Linked DNA regions of Homo sapiens: region 1 is linked to region 2. The links are chromatin loops, found by intact Hi-C in ENCODE. Cell type or tissue: PC-3. All regions are shown on one strand. Each heading gives the region's core, and the rest is flanking DNA. Links, peaks and the distances in the headings are about the cores only. Region 1 has its middle 26 kb from the start of MC4R. Region 2 has its middle 96 kb from the start of PMAIP1.

Evidence for each region. A loop is a pair of places that touch in the nucleus more often than their neighbours do. Peaks named below come from ENCODE experiments on the same cell type or tissue, not always from the same donor. Only the 100,000 strongest peaks of a DNase experiment are listed, where the experiment ranks them.
Region 1: a loop joins it to region 2, with 6 times the contacts of the local background. A loop is called at or near these places in 1 of 110 quality-filtered maps.

Annotation. Positions count from the first base shown.
Region 1 is chr18:60,341,492-60,352,234 of GRCh38, reverse strand. No RefSeq gene overlaps it. Among named protein-coding and RNA genes, the nearest start is that of MC4R, 26 kb to the left of the region's middle. In PC-3, for the core only: no CTCF peak of the experiment used is centred there; a DNase peak (open chromatin) is centred at 4,544; H3K27ac peaks cover 2,192 bases.
Region 2 is chr18:59,990,154-60,000,896 of GRCh38, reverse strand. No RefSeq gene overlaps it. Among named protein-coding and RNA genes, the nearest start is that of PMAIP1, 96 kb to the right of the region's middle. In PC-3, for the core only: CTCF peaks have their summits at 4,344 (motif pointing left) and 6,336 (motif pointing right); a DNase peak (open chromatin) is centred at 4,326.

The sequences.
Region 1 (10,743 bases), core at 2,346-6,345, 350 kb before region 2:
CGGACGCACATAGCTAGGAATAAGTACACGTGATGGTTAATTTCAAGTGTCAATTTAACTGGATTAAGGACTAGCTAGAGAAATGGTAAAGCATTATTTTGGGTGTGCCTGAGACGGTGTTTCCAGAGCAGGTTGGCATCTGGGTCCACATGGACTGAGGTGAAGATTTGCTCTCCATGTGGATGAGCATCAAACAATTGGCTGGGGATCTGCACAGAACAAAAAGGCAGAGGAAAAGGTTTCCTCTCCTCCTGGAGATAGGACACACTCTTCTTCTGATCTTGGACATTAGGACCCCAGGCTCCCTGGCTTAGGGACTCCAGGACTTACATACCAGTGGCCTTCCTGGGTTCCCAGGCCTTTAACCTCAGACTGAAAATTACATCATTGACTTCCCTGGTTCCGAGGCATTTGGACCTGGACTGAGCTACACTGGCATTTCAGGATCTCCAGCTTGCAGATGGTCTGTTGAGGGACTTAGCTTCCATGCTGACTAATACAGTAGTTAAAACCCATCAATATGGAACTTCCTAAAATACCTCACCTCAACGACACATGATTCTAGAAATCCACAATTATTTCCACTCTCAAATTTAACATTTGTGAGTTTTTAGTGTGGCCTTCAAAGAACAAAGAAGGAAAAAATAAATAGCAGAATTGGTGCTATATTTCTTTCTGAAGGGCAACATAAACTAACCTCACACCAACACTGCTGCCCTTTAGGAAAAAACAGAGATAATTACGTCTTTTCCTAGAGCACCAAGGCATCTCTCTTTTTTTTAAGGCATCATAAATATATTAATTAATTCTGTCTGGTCTGCAGTGAAGCATTTTTCATAAGTAACCCACCATCCCATCTGTGCGACATTTAAATTATAATTAAGTATGAAACATTCAATGGCCATTTCTGGCATTAAAGTAAAATTGTTCCACAAGTGTATTTGAGTATGTAGTTTAGAAAAGAAATATATAGAAATATTAATAATTCAGAATGCTTGCTTTAGTTCAGCTGAACAAAGTGATGCCAGAAATGACTCATTAGGCAGAGGATACATTGTCAGCAGGAAAAAAGGAGGTGATGAGTCGGTTTGGTGTAAGTGGATGGTGTAACAATGTTTTGGCATTTATAGGGTATGCTTTAAACCCCCATGGCTGGTGGGTTTAAATGATTTTTGCAGTGTTCAAGCTGTCTAACTTTTATTAAGCTGTGATTCCAGTGTGATATTTCCCTCTCTGCCCCCCTCGATGCTCTTTTTGAATTGCTAACAGGTGCGGAGAGCTACAGCCTGCAGTGCTTTTGTGGTTGTTCTTTTTTGTACAAATTTAATCATCAAATGTTTTTTTTATCTTCTTCCTTCTGTAATGCTTAAGAAACACACCATTAAGCTTGTACATGATTAGATTTCAATTCCAAAATATGCACAAAGCAAACTAGGCACATTATCACAATGCCCTTAGAAAAGGGGATGACAATCTTACTCCTACTTTTTTCCTGGACTCCAAAACTCAAACCCAGGCACCTGAGTTGATGCTCGATTTTCCCACAATGTAATGCAACCTTAACTTGTTTCAGTATTGGCCATTTCACATCTTCTGAACAGATAACCTACTGGGTATCAAGATATTAATATGAATTGTCATTGCCTTGAACTTCTCTTTACTCCTCTTTTAGGGTCTACTATCCTGTTGTGTCTGGCTCCCTACTTCTGTAGTTCTCCTTCATTCACTTAGGAAGCCCATACACTGGTCCAGCTTTATCCCAGGACTAAAGACAAGCCTAGGCTTAGGCAACAGGACCTCAGGCAGTGGTTCTGAAAGATGCCATCAAATTACCCATGTTAATTATCCACTCTCTCTTTGCGTCTCAGCATTAAGCACTGGTGACTGGGTTTCTGGCTTGCTCCCTGATCTTTTTATCTGCTGTATGCCCCAGCCTTCCAGGATTTAGGGTGACTGTAAGCCAGCTATCTGCTGTCTGATGTTACTGCCTGCTGCCTGCTAACAATCCATTGTTAGCAATCCAACAAATGTCTGTCCAGAGAGACATTTCCTGCCTGTCTCTGAAAAACTGCCTGACAATGTGAGCATCTCTGTTCTCATCCTTGCCAGGGATGAAGATTAGAAAGGCTTTTACCTTAAATGCTTTCTATTGTTCACCTGCCGTGCAACACTGTCCACACACTGAGCCTCAGTGAGATATTTTTGCCTTATTATTTAGATGGTTTTTTACCTGCTGAATCACACTTCTTTCTGCCCCTCAGGCTGTTGACCCCAGCAGCAGCCGCAGCCTTCTGGATGATAGAATTCTAGGTGCTGGCTTCTACCATTTTGCACTATGTCATTGCAGTTATAGAATTACAACTATCTGGCATAGTTTGTCCTGCCCTCAGCTTTCACTCTTCTGAATTCTTGGAATATCATCCAGAGTGGACCACTTTACATTCTCACCTCCTACATGGTGATGCTTTGGGGTTATGTTCACCTATCCCACAAGAGGTAATACATTTATATGGCCTTGTATGGTAGTTTCATGGGGAACAGACCAAAGTGGGGTTGAACCCAGGTTAGCACCTCTGTTGCACCTCCTTGGAGTTCTATGTAGGGATGAGCAGTGAAGTAAAGAGGGGTGGGGAATTGGCAGGAGAAAGAGCCCCAAAGAAAAAAATGTCCAAGTGGAGAACTTGGGAATGGACACAAGACACCCCCGCCTCCCTACATATACTGCCAGAAAGTTACTTTGAAAACGAGGAAGCTGTGGCTCATTCATGTTTTTCCATGTGGCTCCCTGATTAGCAAGTATGGGGTAAGTAAAATACTGATTACAGGTTGTTATAGGCTAAATCATGTCTCACTGAAATTCATATGTTGAAGCCCTATCCCCCAGTACTTCCAAATATAACTTTGTTTGGAGATAGGGTCTTTAAAATAAGTAATCAAAATAAAATGAGGTAATTAAGGTGGGTCCTAATCCAATATGTCTGATGTCCTCATAAAAAGAAATTATGATATGGACACACATGGAGGGAAGACCATTGATGTAAGTAAGAGAAGATGGCCATCTACCAGCAAAGGAGGGAGGTCTCAGAAGAAACAACCTTGATGACACATTCTTCTTGCACTCCTAGGCTCTAACACTGTGAGAAGATAAATCTCTGTTAATAGAGTGTTACAGCACTTGTCATGGCAACCCTAGCAAAACAAAATACAAGTCAACCTAAAAAAGAATCATCTCGTGATAGTTTGCTGAGAATTAAGGTTTCCAGTTTCATCCATGTCCCTACAAAGGACACAAACTCATCATTTTTATGGCTGCATAGTATTCCATGGTGTATATGTGCCACATTTTCTTAATCCAGTCTATCATTGTTGGACATTTGGGTTGGTTCCAAGTCTTTGCTATTGTGCACAGTGCCGCAATAAACATACATGTGCATGTGTCTTTATAGCAGCATGATTTATAATCCTTTGGGTGTATACCCAGTAATGGGATGGTTGGGTCAAATGGTATTTCTAGTTCCAGATCCCTGAGGAATCGCCACACTGACTTCCACAATGGTTGAACTAGTTTGCAGTCCCACCAGCAGTGTAAAAGTGTTCCTATTTCTCCACATCCTCTCCAGCACCTGTTGTTTCCTGACTTTTTAGTGATCGCCATTCTAACTGGTGTGAGATGGTATCTCATTGTGGTTTTGATTTGCATTTCTCTGATGGCCAGTGATGATGAGCATTTTTTCATGTGTTTTTTGGCTGCATAAATGTCTTCTTTTGAGAAGCGTCATTCTCAGCAAACTATCTCAAGGACAAAAAATCAAACACTGCATGTTCTCACTCATAGGTGGGAATTGAACAGTGAGAACACATGGACACAGGAAGGGGAACATCACACACTGGGACCTGTTCTGGGGTGGGTGGAGGGGGGAGGGATAGCATTAGGAGATATACCTAATGCTAAATGACGAGTTAATGGGTGCAGCACACCAACATGGCACTTGTATACATACGTAACAAACCTGCATGTTGTGCACATGTACCCTAAAACTTAAAGTATAAAAAAAAAAAAAAAAGAATCATCTCACATTCAGGACAGGACAAAAGTGTTTTTGTATTCCCTCTAAGGTGATGTGAAACTCCCCATCTTGCGTTTAGGAAAAGGTTACAAAAGCAATTGGCAGAAATAATAGAAAATGACCTCAAGTAAGCCAGGCATGGTGGCTCACATCCCAGCTACTTGGGAGGCTGAGGTGGGAGATCACTTGAGCTCAGGAGTTTGAGGCCACAGTAATATATTATCTCATCACTGCACTTCAGCAACCTGGATGACAGAACAAGACCTGGTCTTAAAAAAACAAAACAAAAAAAAAAGAATGACCTCAAGTAACAGATGACTAATCTCAAGTCAACCTTGAGGTTCTGAAATTCAATGAATAAGTTTATCTTTAAATTTACTTCGCTACCGCATTTCATTGAATGAATTCAATAGTTAACTCTAGCTGAGTCATATATTTTCCGTGTGATACTGAGCAAGTCTTCTAAAGTCTCCCAGTAGAGTTTAAAATGTAAACTGTAATGCGTCAATCAGATGGTGTCATTCCCTTTCTTAAAACTCTAAATGATGGTTCATCCCTCTTAGAATAAAATCCAGATCCTCCCATTCCCCTATCAGATTCTCCATGATTAGGCCCAGCTCATGCTATGCCTCATTTCCTGGGATCCAGGAGCTCCATCCCCACCTTCTTTCTGCCATTTACCTAACACAAGATCCTCCTCTCCCCTCAGGCCTTTTCACATGCTCTTTCCTCTTATGGTGATAATCTTGCCCAGACATCCATGAGTTTCATTGCTCATTGCATTCAAAGTATCCAAAGCATCATTTTTTTCTAAAAGATTGTCCCATCCAGTCACTCATTGCCTTCCCATGCTTAATTGTCTCTATCATTTCTCACCCTGATATCGAAGACTCATTTATTATGAGTATAATATCAAAAATGTTTAATTTATTTTAATACCTTTTGAGGTACAAGTGGTTCTTGGTTACATGGATGAATTGTACATTGGTGAAGTCAGATTTAGTGCTCCCATCACCTAAGTAGTATGCACTTTTTTATCCCTCAATCCCCCTTCTGCATCTCCAAGGTTGATTATACCACTCTGCATGCCTTTGCGTACACATAGCTTAGCTCCCACTTATAAGTGAGAACATATGGTATTTGGTTTTCTATTCATGAGTTTCTTCACTTAGAATAATGCTCTTCAGCTCTACCCAAGTTACTGCAAAAAACATTATTTCATTCTTTTTTATGGCTGAGTACTATTCCATAGTGTGTATATGCCACATTTTCTTTACCCACTTATTGGTCCATGGGCACTTAGGTTGGTTCCATATCTTTGCAATTGTGAATTGTGCTGCAATAAATAACATGTACAGGTGTCTTTTGGATACAATGAACTCTTTTCCTTTGGGTAGATACCCAGTCGTAGGATTGCTGGATCAAATGGTAGATCTACTTTTAGTTATTTAAGAAATCCCCATACTGCTTTCCATAGAGTTTGTACTAATTTATATTCCTACCAGGTGTGTATAAGCACTTCATTTGTCTATTGTTTTTTTGACTTTTCAATAATGGCCATTTTTTGCAGGGGTAAAGTGGTATCTCACTGAGGTTGTAATTTGCATTTCCCTGATACTTAGTAATGTTGAGCATTTTTTCATATTTTTTGGCCATATGTATAACTTGAGAAATGTCTATTTATGTTTTTTGCCCATTTTTTGATGAGATTTGTGTTTTACTTGCAGATTTGTTTGAGTTCTTTGTAGATCCCGGATATGAGTCCTTTGTTGAATGCGTAGTTTGCAAATATTTTCTCCCAATCTGTGTATTGTCTGTTTATTCTAATGATTTATATATTTACTTATTTATTGCTGTACAGAAGCTTTTTAGTTTAATTAGGTTCCAGTTATTTGTTCTGAGTGTGTGTTGCCTGTCTTTCCCACCAGGTGCTGGCTCAGGGTGAGCTAGGGCCAGGTTCTAGCCACTGCTGCATCCCCATAAGTCAAATGGCACCTGGCACAGGCATTCAGCTCACATTTGCTAAAGAAATAGTAACTGCAGACATTAAATATTCTTTATAGAGAAGAGTATTATTTGAGGTTATTTGTGCTTAGAATTATGTGTGCAAAATTTTTCATAAGAAAAAATGATGTTTTTAGCTACTATATTATAGAAGCAGCAGATAGGTAAAGAAAATTCATGAGAGGCAGGCATGGCATAGATTATATACTGCCACTACTACAAGGACAACCTTGCCAGCCAAAACCAGTGAGTTTTCCTCGCCCTCAGTCAGACAAATGTGGATTAAAGAGACAGTGAGCTTAAAGGGAGATAAACATTACTTAGTGATGGCTTGGAATCAAAATAAGTGAAATATGATGCTGTCCAACCCTGGCATTTTCAACATTTGAGCTGAAAACAGGATTAAAGTTGAGAGGATTAATTTTTCAAAAATGAGTTTTGCCAATAGAGGTAAATATTTTGCTTGAAGAACAGCAAATTCTAGAAGAAGGTGACTTACCCATTTTACTTTAAAAAAATGCTCATTAAAAAATAAAAACAAATGATTTTTAAATTACCCCTATCACTGAGTCCCTCTACTGGCATAAACAATTAGGAACTGTCTATAGGGCTCAAATACCAAGTCAAATCAAGCCAACAAGAATATTAAATGCCAAATGCATACCCCTCTCACAAACCTGCATGTTTGTGACAAAAATAGGACTATTTTTGTCTCTGAATTTTAAGTCAAAAAAATGTGTATCTGCATAATGCTGAAGCACTACAATGTGAATATTATATCTTAATTTCAGGATGTATAACTGATAAACTGGCAGTCCCCTTAGAAGATTACATACCCTCCTCCTCCTCCTCTTGGCAAGTTCTCCTCTATTTTATACCCTTAGTTTTTTGTCTCCTAAACCCTTTGGACTGTTTCAATGTTTCTCTTCTTTTTCTTTTTTCCTCACAATGTAGAATAAGTAATAATAGCCATATTACCAGATGAATAGGGAAGATGTTTTCTAGGTTTTTAACTGTAAATGAGACAGTCCCACACATTCTTATTTACCATAGCTATAAAGGAAAAGAAATAAATGTTCTTCAGTTTAAACATAAGGAATTCTGGCCGGGCATGGTGGCTCATGCCTGTAATCTTAGCACTTTGGGAGGCGAAGGCAGGCGGATCACGAGGTCAGGAGTTCAAGACCAGCCTGGCCAACATAGTGGAAACCCGATCTCTATTAAAAATAAAAAAAATTAGCCAGGCATGGTGGTGCATGCCTGTAGTCCCAGCTACTCGGGAGGCTGAGGCAGGAGAATCACTTGAACCTGGGAGGTAGAGGTTGCAGGGAGCTGAGATCACGCCACTGCACTCCAGCTTGGGCAACAGAATAAGACTTCGTCTCAAAACAAAAACAAAAACAAAGAATTCTGCCAGCTACCGTGAACAAATGATCAAAGCAGATCTTTCAAATTTATATACATTTTTCATTTTTAGCACATTTGCTTTCATAAGAAGTATTGATATGCAAATTTTCTACTGGATGAGTTTGCAAAAGGCAGTCCTGAGATTCAATGCCTAAATGTGATTAAAGCCACATTTAAAATGGAAATCTCCAACAGTGAGATCCTATGGGGAAAAAAATAGTAGCCAAAGGATTTTACCTGAAAATCAGAGTTGTGCTCTTTAAGCCCCATAGAAGTGAAAACGGTAGGAAGACATTTTCTTTTATATAGGGAGTTTGAAAGCTGTGTAAATCAAAGCCATACTAAAATGTATGAATAGAGTTAGAGAACTAAAGATAGAGAAAAATGAAATAGATGGGTAAATAATGGAATGTTATATTTTTAAAACAAGCTTGGCATTACTAGACACATAAAATAGTGACAACAGACATGCTCCCTACCTAAAGAAAATGTCAGTTTCTTTTATGAATTGTAAATTTAAGTAAAAGCAACTATTGGCATTGACAATATTGTTTCAATAACCCGCTCTAACAGAAAGATGCATTTAGTAATAAAAATGAAATCCTACTAAAGAAGAATATTGAGTTGAAGGAATAATCTGCTTTAGGAAATTTGTGACCGATTGCATTTATGTTTCCAACAAGACAGCTTTTAGAAAATAGGGAAACTTGTTATATTTACCAGAGATTCATTTATGCCTTCAACAAATATCTCTTGTGCCTTTAATATGTGAAAGAAGAGATCAATTCACAAACACTTACTATTGATATTTAATTTACGTTTGTTTGGAGTTTTTTCTAAATTGTAGCAACAAACTTTTTTCAGGTATTTAGTAGTGGCATCAACTCCATGAAACCAGTGCTCTCAAACCAGAACCATGCATGGGAGGGAAAAACTTTTCTCTATCCTCTCAGGTTCTATGGCTGGTCCTAAGAATGAAACTGATATAAGACAAATTAACAGGAGAAAAGCATACAATTTTTAATGTATACACAAGAGTCTTTAGAAGGAAAAGGAAGACCCAAAGAAACTATTAGACCCCAAAACTTATACAGGCAGACCTCAGAGATATTGCAGGTTTGGTTCCAGACCATGGCAATAAAGTAAATATTGCAATAAAGCCAGTCACATACATATTTGGTTTCTCGCTGTATATAAAAGTCTTGTTTGAACTCTGCAGTCTATTAAAGTGTGCAATAGCATTGTTTAAAAATTGTTCATACCTAATTAAAAATATTGTATTGCTAAAAAATGTTAACAACGATCCAAGCCTTCAAAGGGTTGTAATCTTTTTGCTGGTGGAGGGTCTTGCCTCGATATTGATGGCTGCTGACTGATCAGGGTGGTGGTTGCTGAAGGTTGAGGTGGCAGTGGCAATTTCTTTAAAATAAGACATTAGTGAAGTTCACTGCGTTGACTAACTTTTCCTTTCACAAAAATTTCTCTGTAGCATTCCACGCCATTGGTACCATTTTACCCACAGTAGAACTTCTTTCAAAATTGAAATCAGTCCTCTCAAACCCTGCCGCTGCTTCATCAACTAAGTTTACGTAATATTCAAAATCTTTTGTCATTTCAACAATGTTCACAGCATCTTCACCAGGAGTAGTTTCCGTCTCAAGAAACCACTTTCTTTGTTTATTCATAAAAAGTAGCTCCTCATCCAATCAAGTTCTATCGTGAGATTGCAGCGATCTCACAATAATGCATCACATTTAAGCTCCACTTCTAATTCTAGTTCTCTAGCTATTTCTACCACATCTGCATTATATTCTGTACTAAAATCTTGAACTCCTCACAGTCATCCATCAGAGCTGGAATAAACTTCTTCCAAGCTTTTGTTAATTTTTAATATTTTGATTTCCTCCCACGAATGACAAATGTTTTTAATGGCATCTAGAATGGCGAATCCTTTCCATAAGGTTTTCAACTTACTTTGCCCAGATCTATCAGAGGAATCACTAGCTATGGCAGCTTTAGCCTTATAAAACGTATTTCTTAAATAGTAAAAATTAAAAGTCAGAATTACTCCCTGATCTGTGGATGTTGAATTAGAAAGCATGAAAACAACGCTGATATCTTTGTACATCTCCATCAAACCTCTTGGGCGACTAGACGCCTAGTCAATGAACAGTAATATTTTGAAAGCAATATTTTTTCTGAGTAGTGGGTCTCAATAGTGGGTTTAAAATATTTAGTAAACCATGCAATAGACAGATGTGCTGTAATCCAGGCTTTGTTCTTCCATTTACAGAGCACAAGCAGAGTAGATTTACCATCATTCTTAAGGGACCTAGAATTTTTGGAATTGTAAACAAGCATTGGCTTCAACTTAGTGCCACCAGATGATTTAGCCCTAATAAGAAAGCCATTCTGTCACTCGAAGCCAGGCATTGACTTCTCTAGCTACGGAAGTCCCAAATGGCATCTTCTTTCAATAGAAGGCTGTTTCAATTACATTGAAAATCTATTGTTTACTATAGCCACTTTCATCAATGACCTTAGCTAGAGCTTCTGGATAACTCGCTACAGTTAATTTTTACATCAGCACTTGCTACTTCACCTTACACTTTTATATTATGAAGATGGCTTATTTTCTTAAACTTTATGAGCTAAGCTCTGCTACTTTCATGCTTTTCTTTTGTAGCTTCATTACATCCGTCAGCGTTCACAGAATTGAAGAGAGTTAGGAACTTTCTCTGGATTGGGCTTTGTCTTAAGGGAATGTTGTGGCTGGTTTAAGCTTCTAACCAGACTGCTAAAACTTTATATCAGCACTAAGGCTATTTCACTTCTTATCATTCATGTGTTCACTGGAGTAGCACTTTTTTTTTTTTTTTTAAGAAATTTTTATTTGCTTTCACAACTTGGCTAGCTGGCTCAAGAGACCTAGCTTTCAGCCTATCTCAGCTTTCATCATGCCTTCCTCATTAGTATTAATCATTTCTAGCTTTTGATTTAAAGCAAGAGATGTGCGACTCCTCCTTTCAGTTGAACACTTAGAAAGCCATTGTAGGATTGTTCATTGACCTAATTTCAATATTATTCTGTCTCAGGGAACAGGGAAGCCTGAGGAAAGGGAGAGAGGCTGGGGAGCAGCCAATCTGTGGAGCAATCAGAACACACACAACATTTATTGATAATGTTTCTTGTCTTATATGAGCCCAATTTGTGGGCCCTAAAAGAATTACATTGGTAACATCAAAGAGCATTGATCACACATATC
Region 2 (10,743 bases), core at 2,371-6,370:
GAGACAACATACTAGAATCTCTGGGACACAGCTAAAGCAGTGTTAAGAGGGAAATTTATAGCACTAAATGCCCACATTGGAAAGCTAGAAAGATCTCAAATCAACACCCTAACATCACAATTAAAAGAACTAGAGGGGCGGGCATGGTGGCTCATGCCTGTAATCCCAGTGCTTTGGGAGGCTGAGGCAGGTGGATCACCTGAGGTCAGGAGTTTGAGACCAGCCTGCTCAATATGGTGAAACCCTGTTTCAACTAAAAATACAAAAATTAGCCAGGCGTGGTGGAGGGTGCATGTAATCCCAGATACTCAGGAGGCTGAGGCAGGATAATTGCTTGAACCCAGGAGGCAGAGGTTGCAGTGAGCCAAGATCATGCCACTGCACTCCAGCCTGGGCTACAGAGCAAGATTCCACTTAAAAAAAAGAAAGAGCCAGAGAGGTAAGGACAAACTAATCCAAAAGCTAGCAGAAGACAGAAATAACTAAGATCAGAGCAGAATTGAAGGAGATAGAGACACAACAAACACTCCACAAAAAATAAATGAATCCACGAGCTGGTTTTTTGAAAAAATAGATAGACTGCTAGCTAGACTAATAAAGAAGAAAAGAGAGAAGAATCAAATAGACACAATGAAAAAATGATAAAGGGGATATCACCACTGACCCTACAGAAATGCAAACTACCATCAGAAATACTATAAACATCTCTTTGCAAATAAACTAGAAAATCTAGAAGAAAGGGAGAAATTCCTGGACACATACACCCTCCCAAGACTAAACCAGGAAGAAGCTGAATTCCTGAATAGATCAATAACTAGTTGTGAAACTGAGGCAGTAATTAATAGCCTACCAACCAAAAAATAAGCCCAGGACCAAACAGATTCACAGCCAAATTCTACCAGAGGTACAAAGAGGAGCCAGTACCATTCCTTCTGAAACTATTCCAAACAACTGAAAAGGAGGGACTCATCCCTAACTTATTTTACGAAACAAGCATCATCCTGATACCAAAACTGGGAAGAGACACACACACGAAAAAGAAAATTTCAGGTCAATATCCCTGATGAACATCGATGTGAAAATCCTCAATAAAATACTGGCAAACCAAATCCAGCAGCACATCAAAAAACTTATCCACCACAATCAAGTCGGCTTCATCCCGGGGATGCAAGGCTGATTCAACATATGCAAATCAATAAACATAATCCATCACATAAACAGAACCAATACAAAAACCACATGACTATCTCAATAGATGCAGAAAAGGCCTTTGATAAAATTCAACATCCCTTCATGTTAAAAACTCAATAAACTAGGTGCTGATGGAACATATCTCAAAATAATAAGAGCTATTTATGACAAACCAACAGCCAATATCATATTGAATGGGCAAAAACTCAAAGCATTCACTCTGAAAACTGGTACAAGACAAGGATGCCCTCTCTTACCACTCCTATTCGACATAGTATTGGAAGTTCTGGCCAGAGCAATTAGCCAAGAGAAATAAATAAAACATAATCAAATAGAAAGAGAGGAAGTCAAATTGTCTCTGTTTGCAGATGAACATGATTTTATATTCAGAAAACCCCATCATCTCAGCCCACAAAACCCTTAAATTGATAAGCAACTTCAGCAAACTCTCAGGATACAAAATCAATGTGCAAAAATCACAAGCATTCCTATACACCCACAATAGACAAGCAGAGAGCCAAATCATGAATGAACTCTGATTCACAATCTCTACAAAAAGAATAAAATATCTAGAAATACATCTAACAAGGGATGCGAAAGACTTCTTCAAGAAGAACTACAAACCACTGCTTAAGGAAATAAGAGAGGACACAAACAAATGGAAAAACATTCCATCCTCATGGATAGGAAGAATTGATATCATGAAAATGGTCATACTGCCCAAAGTAATTTATAGATTCAATGCTATTCCCATTAAACTACCACTGACATTCTTCACAGAATTAGAAAAAACCACTTTAAATTTCATATGGAATCAAAGAAGGCCCCACATGGCCAAAACAATTCTAAGCAAAATGAGCAAAGCTGCAGGCATCATGCTATCTGACTTCAAACTATACTACAAGACAAAACAGCATGGTACTGGTACCAAAACAGACAAATAGACCAATTGAACAGAACAGAGACCTCAGAAATAACACCATACATCTACAATCATCTGATCTTCAACAAACCTGACAAAAACAAGCAATGGGTAAAGGATCTCCTATTCAATAAATAGTGCTGGTAAAACTGGCTAGCCATATGCAGAAAACTGAAACTGGACCCCTTCCCGACACCTTATACAAAAATTAACTCAAGATGAATTGAAGACTTAAATGTAAAACCCAAAACCATAAAAACCCTAGAAGAAAACCTAGGCAATACCATTCAGGACATAGGCAAATGCAAAGATCTTATGACGAAAACGCCAAAAGCAATTGCAACAAAAGCCAAAATTGACAAATGAGATCTAATTAAAGAGCATCTGCACAGCAAAAGAAACTAGCATCAGAGTGAACAGGCAACCTACAGAATGGGAGAAAATGTTTGCAACCTACCCATCTGACAAAGGTCTAACATCCAGAATTCACAAGGAACAAATTTACAGGAAAAAAGCAACCCCACCAAAAAGCGAACAAAGGATATGAACAGACACTTCTCAAAAGAAGACATTTACGTGGCCAACAAACATATGAAAAAAACTCAACATCACTGATCATTAAAGAAATGCAAATCAATACCACAATGAGATACCATCTCATGCCAGTCAGAATGGCAACTATTAAAAAGTCAGGAAAAAATAGATGCTGGCAAGGCTATGGAGAAATAGGAATGCTTTTACACTGTTGGTGGGAATGTACATTAGTTCAACCATTGTGGAAGACAGTATGGTGATTCCTCAAGGATCTAGAACCAGAAGTCCCATTTGACCCAGCAATCCCATTACTGGGTATATACTCAAAGGAATATAAATAGTTCTGTTATAAAGACACATGCACACATATGTTTATTGCAGCACTATTCACAATATCAAAGTCATGGAACCAACCCAAATGCCCATCAGTGATAGACTGGATAAGGAAAATGTGGTACACAGACATATGGAATACTACACAGCCATAAAAAGGAATGAGATCACATCTTTGCAGGGACAAGGATGAAGTTGGAAGCCATCATCATCAGCAAACGAACACAGGAACAGAAAAACAAACACCGCATGTTCTCACTCATAAGTGGGAGTTGAGCAATGGGAACACATGGACACAGGGAGGGGAACATCACACACTGGGGCCTGTTGGGGGATGGGGGACGAAGGGAGGAAACTTAGAGGACAGGTCATAGGTGCAGCAAACCACCATGGCACGTGTATACCTACGTAACAAACCTGCAAGTTCTGCATGTATCCCAGAACTTAAAGTAAAATTTTAAAAAAATAAAATAAATAAAAATAGTAACAGAGGTTTCTTTGTAATTAGCCTGTATTACAAGTGTAGACTTTGTGTATTTGTCTTACAAAGTTTGAGCAGTTTCTTATTAAACTAAGATGAAAATTCTGAATTCTAAAAACAAGTTGCCAAAGTACAACTAACCAACAGAAGAAGAAAGTGTTCCCTTCATCCTTAACCTAACTAAAGTCATATAGAGTTGTAACATACTTCAAATACTCCTAGAATATCACTTTCAACGTGGGTCTTAGGTTTTCTGTTCTTTGTTCTTCCTTTTAGCCCTTGATGTTTTTTACTCTCTTCCTTTTCTTTGTTTTCAGTTTACATTTTCCATAAACAACTTTTCCAAAAATAAGATTCTCTCAAATATCACAAAAGTACTATATTAAATTATAAAACTGTAATTCTGGCAATGGACATTTTATAATAGGAAACAATACTTAAATGATTGCAAGGTGGAAAAAAAATGGGTATCACTTCATCAGAACTTGTTTCAAGTTTGTTTAAATTATAGGCTGATTTAAATTTTACTAAACTGATATCTATTTTTGAAATTATCCCTCACTTTTCCATATGATTTATAGGGCGGTGCCCATGGAGTTCTTCTCTTAACATCAACCAAAGACAAGAAGAATAATTCTCTACCTCTGCCTTTGCTTTCTAAATAGGAGGCAGCTTAGTTACATTCTGAAGGTTCACAATATATTGAAGAGACAAAATAAATCCTAGGTCTGGTCTTCTTGGACATGAGAAATGACAGCTCTAGAATGTTAGAAACTTCCATTTGTACATAAGATTCATATCCATAAAGGGTTTGGAAATAAATCCAGCTGGTTTCAACAGGTGTTGACATTAGGTTAAGCGTTCCACCTAGTGGCCAAATCCAGCCTAGCCTGTTCTCTCGGGGTTCTCATACGTCTAAAAGATGATAAAGCAAGGATTGATTTGTCCTAAAGCATCCCCATTACCTGTACAGCAACGAAACATTTTGAATAGTGAAAAATCTTAGGAAGTTCAGGACATTTTTACTTACAGAAAGAAAATATTCCCAATCATATCCCAAGTCATAGGACAAGCTTTCCCCAATATAGTCAAAGCTCAGACATACCATCTTTCACTGTTCAGTGATTTATCCAAAATTCATTAAGCTCCTATTACATAACAAACAGTGTAATCATCACTAGGAACACTAACATTAACAACCAAAAATGCCACTAAGGAACTCATAGACTAGTGGGGAAGACATGAAAATAGGTAATAAAAATCCATATTAAGTACAATGACATAGGAAGCTAGTAGAGCCCAGAAACAGTGAGGGGACTCAAAAGTTTAAAGAAAATAAAACTTCCCCAAGACACCCATCTAGTAAGTTGTTGAGTTGGATTTGAACCCAAGTGTACCTAATTCCAAAGCTATTGGCAGCCCTGCAGGCCCCCAGAATGGGTTATCTATCCCTGCTTCAGGTGACTGAAATTGTAGTGAGGAGGTCCATGATGTTACCACGTCGCTATCATGGACATTTCTTGCAAAAGGCTAATTAGGCATAGCTCTAATAGTCCAATTTATCAGAGGCAATCTAATGGGATGCTGGATTTAGGACAATGGCTTCTGTCACTTGCATGCTGGAATATGACCTAGAACTTCTTCCTAAGCCAAAGCTGGCAGCAGCTACTTCCTTTCCTCTTGTGTACTATAGTAGGTAAGTAGACCACAGTTTGAATTCTGGCTCCACTATTTACTAGCTCTCTGACCTTGGCCAAGTTCATTAATGCCTGGAAACCAGGAGACCTGATTTCTAGTTGTGGCTCTGACACTATAGATACACATAATCCCATGAAAGTCCTGCAGGGCCATACCAAGCAATGAAGGTTTCTATCGATAGTGCGTAGGCTATTGTCTAAATGATTGCATGCCCCAGGTCTAAAATTGAAAATTTTGTATATAATCATGAAAGTGTTGGCTTGATGACTGTGACAGTGAAGGAGAGACAAGAGGGTGAACAACAGACACATCTAACTGAAACTAATACCAGTTATAGCAGTAACCAGTCTCATAAAAAGGGAAGACCTCCACTTCCACTTAGGGAATCTTTATGTAGGAGGAAGAAGCTCCAAAGGGATGTCACTGCTGCAACCACTTGGACTCTGTAGATGACCAAAAGAAGACGATCTCGCATCTTATGGAAATGGAGGCTGCCAAGGAGAACCTCTCCTCCCCTTTCCAGCCAAAGGCTTAAGTAGCTACTGCAAACAAGGGGACACAATAGAGCAAGCTCTGTAGGTAGGACATTTCCTTCTCTCCCCTTTAATCCTTTGGGTCATGGGAAGCATCAAATAAATGTCAGCTTGTATGTTTAACCTAAGTAACGCATACATATTAAGTGTACCTACACATTAGATAAACCCAAAGGCAAAGTGCCTGAAAAGAATTTGCAGCCTGGTCTGCGACCTGAGTCACTTTCCACAACCATCGTCATTTAGTGGCTAAGCCACTAATAACTTTAGGCTCCCTGGAAAATTTGTTGGGGCATTGTTTAGACAAAGACTGATTGGTCATAACAAAATACATACTTCTGACTGTAAACCTTCTTCAGTGTTACTTCTTTTATAAAACAAGGCGTACTATGTAATCCCTAAGTTCCTTCCAACCCTGAACTTCTATGAGCATATGGGTGTGCTGAAACCAGCTCTACCTGCCCTCAAGAGCCAACTGTTAAATATTTTTAAATTTCACAAGCCAGTGGTTAAGCCATGGACAGCATGAAATTGACACATTTGGAGTATTTACAACATAGAAATTGGCAAAGGCTACAAATCAGGGCTTTTTTTCAGAGAGCTAGCTTACTAGCATACCACTCAATGGGAGCTGTTTAACCAAATACATCCACTTGAGGGCACCGTGTTAGATGCTCTAAGAAAGCAGTTCTTTACCAGCCATATGGCCACCCTCCCAGGTGGCATTTGACATGTGAGAAACATTTTTGTTTGTCAAAATCACAGGTAGGCACTATAGACATTTAATGAGCAGGGGCTTGGTCTGATAAATATCTCACATGTGTGTAATAGTTTCTCCATATAAAGAAAAGTCATGTCCAAAATTTTAAGAGCAACCCCATTGAGAAACTGTGCAAGAGGCTCACACATATTCTAACACGAACTTTTGGTAGCCTTCTTTGAGCCTGTATGGAAAATAACATTTCTATGAAATTATTATCTATCGGACTAGCATATCAGAGCAGATAATGCATCATCTCAGAGAGGAACATATTGACAATTTTCTCCCTGACTTCCTAAACTCTCACCTTAAGTTTATCTTTTTTGTCCTCAATTCTTTTTTTTTTTTTTTTTTTTTTTTTTTTTTTTCTTGAGATGGAGTCTCAATCTGTCACTCAGGCTGGAGTTTAGTGGCACAATCTCGGCTCACTGCAGTGCAGCCTCTGCCTCCCAGGTTCCAGCCATTCTCCTGCCTCAGCCTCCCCGGTAGCTGGGATTGCAGGCATGCACACAACCACACCCAGCTAATCTGTGTGTTTTTAATAGAGACAGGGTTTCTCCATATTGGCTAGGCTGGTCTCGAACTCCTGACCTCAGGTGATCTGCTCACATCGGGCTCCCAAAGTGCTGGGATTACAGGCGTGAGTCACCGTGCCAGGGCTGTCCTCTCTTGAATCTGTCTCTGTCTCATTGCTATCTCCACTCTGACTCATTTATCAAAAACTTGTTTTATCCTAGTTCCACTGAGACAGACCATGTATCAGGTAGACTCCAAGTGACAGAAAACCCAAATAATGATGGTTTAAACACGTGATGATTTTCTTTCCTTGCACTTATGATCATGAGGTAGACAATTGCTGGCTTTGTTTCAGCAGCTCAAAGATATCAGGCCTTAGGCTTGATAGCCATCTGGCCTCTTCCTAATGGTAGTGTGTTAGTCCATTCTACGCTGCTATGAAGAAATACCCCAGACTGGGTAATTTATAAAGAAAAGAGGTTTAATGGACTCACAATTCCACATGGCTGGGGAGGCCTCAAGAAACGTACAGTCACGGTGGAAGGCACCTCTTCATAGGATAGCTGGAGAGAGAATGAGTGCCAGCAGGGGAAATGCCAGACGCTTATGAAACCATCAGATCTCGTGAGAACTCATTCACTATCACGAGAACAGCATGGGGGAAAACACCCCCATATTCAATTATCTCCCACCAGGTCCCTTCCACATGGGGATTATGTGGACTACAATTCAAGATGAGATTTCGGTGGGGACACAGCCAAACCATACCAGGTAGCAAGCAGGTTGTGAAGCTGCAGCAGTTGAGACCATTTTCCCAGCAGGAGATGAAGAATCGAGTCAGAAAGGGGAAACATCTATATCCAAAAGCAAAGACTTGCACAGAAGCCCCCGGTGGAAGACTCCAACTTATCCCTCAAGAGCCAGGCTATATCACACGGCCACCCAAGTTGAAGGAGAGCCAGAAGTGGGATCTTAGCTTTCAAGACTGTAAAATGAGAGGGAAATGGGGAAAGAGGGTCGGAAGGGGTAATGAGGAAGCCAACCACAGTATCCATCACAGGCAGGAACTCTTCTGCAGAACTTTAGGGAATATTGAGACATAATATAGAAATATTAAAGACATGGAAACAGGCTCACTCAGAATGAATTTCTTATTGTAAAACAAGTACACATAATCAGAGGTTAGTTGGCACAATTATGGGCACTCATCAAAATTTCTTTCTTCCACTTGTATTCATTGAAGTTCCCTGTCAAAAATGTTTACTCTTTGCATCTGTAAATAATTCCTAATTTCCTTTCTTGTTTCCTTTTCTTCCACTGGGTTTGATATTAACATAGAGAGAGGTTTTTCTGTTTCTATCTCCTTTGGAGACAATAGATAGTAAGTGGGTTAATTACTCAAAACCTGATTAGAAAATGGCATTTTCCCATTCCCAAGAATACATATTAATTTGATCACAGAAGCATCAGATATTAAGGTATCCTTATTTTCTCCACCTTGAAGAAAAGTAAAACATTATTATTTGCTGGCATGGTTTCCTGTCTGTTGGCACTAATTTAATCCCTTGTTATCATGGAAACTTTACTTAAGAGCTTGGAAGTGTGGGGGGAAAAAAAGATTGCGCTCTTGCAATTAAGCTTTCAAATCGATACAAAAAGGAAATAGGTTCCAAACTTGTGTTAGCGATAGGTAGAATGCCAATTCCTTCATTTACAATAGAGAGGAATATGCCTTTTCAGTGGGTAATCTGATTGGATGAATTAATATATGTAAAGAGGGATCTTAAAACATCACATTAGGGCAGGTTTGCTGGCTCACACCTGTAATCCCAACATTTTGGGGGCCAAGGTGGGAGAATCACTTGAAGCCAGGCATTTGAGACTCACCTGGGCAATATAATGAGACCCCATATCTACAAAAAAAATCTTAAAAAATAAAAATTACCCAGGCATAGTGGCACATGCCTGTTGTCCCAGCTACTGGGGGAGCTGAGGCAGGAGGATCTCTAGAGCCCAGGAGTTTGAAGCTGCAGTGAGCTATGATCATGCCACTGCACTCCAGCCTGGGCAAAATAGTGAGAGGTCCTGTCTCTAAAATACAAAATAAAAATAAAAACATCACACATGCCCCACAAGTATATACAGCTACTAGATACCCATAATAATTAAAAATAAAAAATTTAAATATGTATATGTAAAGCAGAAATATCTCAGTTAAAAGCCATGGAAGTACTAATGAAAAAAGAGATACTGAAGCAAATATTGTCAGCGTGACCCCAAGGTACTCCCAGTAAAAGTCTTTTCCAATGGATTCTGCACAGTCTACTTCCACTGGCATCCTAGATTTACTGTGAAAAGATGAACCAAGCTAAGCCTGCCATTCATCATTTGATTCCTCTAAACCCCCATGGTTCACACCAGACATCACAGGGAAACGATTTTATTTCTCTTGGTGTATAAAGCTAAAGGTCTACTCCCAGGGAGAGAATGACCTGGTCAAGTGGACCTGCATGTCAGACCCCCAAGCTTTAGAGCAATGATGCTCAAACTTTAGCATTCCCTGGGAGATTCTGTTAAATCATAGATCCCTGGATTCTACCCCCAGAGAATCTGATTTAGTAGGTCTGCAATGAGGCCCCAGAATCTGCCATTTAACAGTTTCCCAGGTGATGATGATGATACTGGTCTAGTGACCATACATTGAGAAACAATCCTTTAGTTAAAAGGATATGTGGCAAAAAAATCTACAGATGATGGGATGCTGGGAAAGATTACATTCAGTCGTTTATATTTTATCTGTGAAGAAGGAGACATGGTAATCAGGAAAAAGGGATGGAATTGGAGAGAGAAAAGCTTGAGCAAAGTGTGAAAATTTTAAAATAACTACCACAAGGAATGATTAGCACTTGAGCAGTGCTAAAACCCCAACCAAGGTCAGCAAAGGTAATTATGGTGAAGCTTCACTGAATAGTGATGATATGCTAAGTTCTATTTTGGAATCTTGAATGTATTTATTGCTCCTAAAAGTCTCTGTATTAAGAACTTTTGTTATCCCCATTTTCCAGGGAAGAAAGCAGGCTCATAGGTCTAGTAAGTGGGAAAGCTAATATTTGAATCCACAAAGTTTAATTGCAGAGTTCATACTATCAGCAATCATGCTAGTCTGAGACTAAATCATTAAACTTCTTCACTTTGAAATGGAGAAGTTTAATGATTTAAAACTTGGGCTCTTATCCAAAACCCAAATGGCTTTTTTTTTTTTTTTGTGGTCAATGTTGAGACCACATTAAAACATTGTTTAGATGTTCTCACTCTCTGCTGATGATAGCATTGGAGTGAAAGGGAGAGATGTGAAAGATACAGCAGGACAAGACAAGCAGAGAAGGGTGGGCTGGTTTCTCTGTAAGAGCCTCCCAGCTTGGAGGGTTGGCCATAATGTAGCTGATCCTCAGCTTTTCAGATCAGCTACTAAACTCTCATGTCACCAATAGATTGGATGCCAACTCATTTATTTACAGTGAAGGGGGATGCACCTTTACAGTGGTAACCAGAATATTTATATTCCATCTCCAGAGCATATTCTTCCACCAATCAAAGTACCTGCGATCCAAATTAGTCATCAGAAAGCCATTTGTTGGACAGAGAGTCAGACTAGAGGAAGTAAATGGAGGTGCCAATATTTAACTAGGAGATGCTGGTATGATCAGGCAGGTGTTTTCAGCTAGCATCCATTCTGATATCTATATCCATGCTACAGTGGTTGATAATTTTTTTG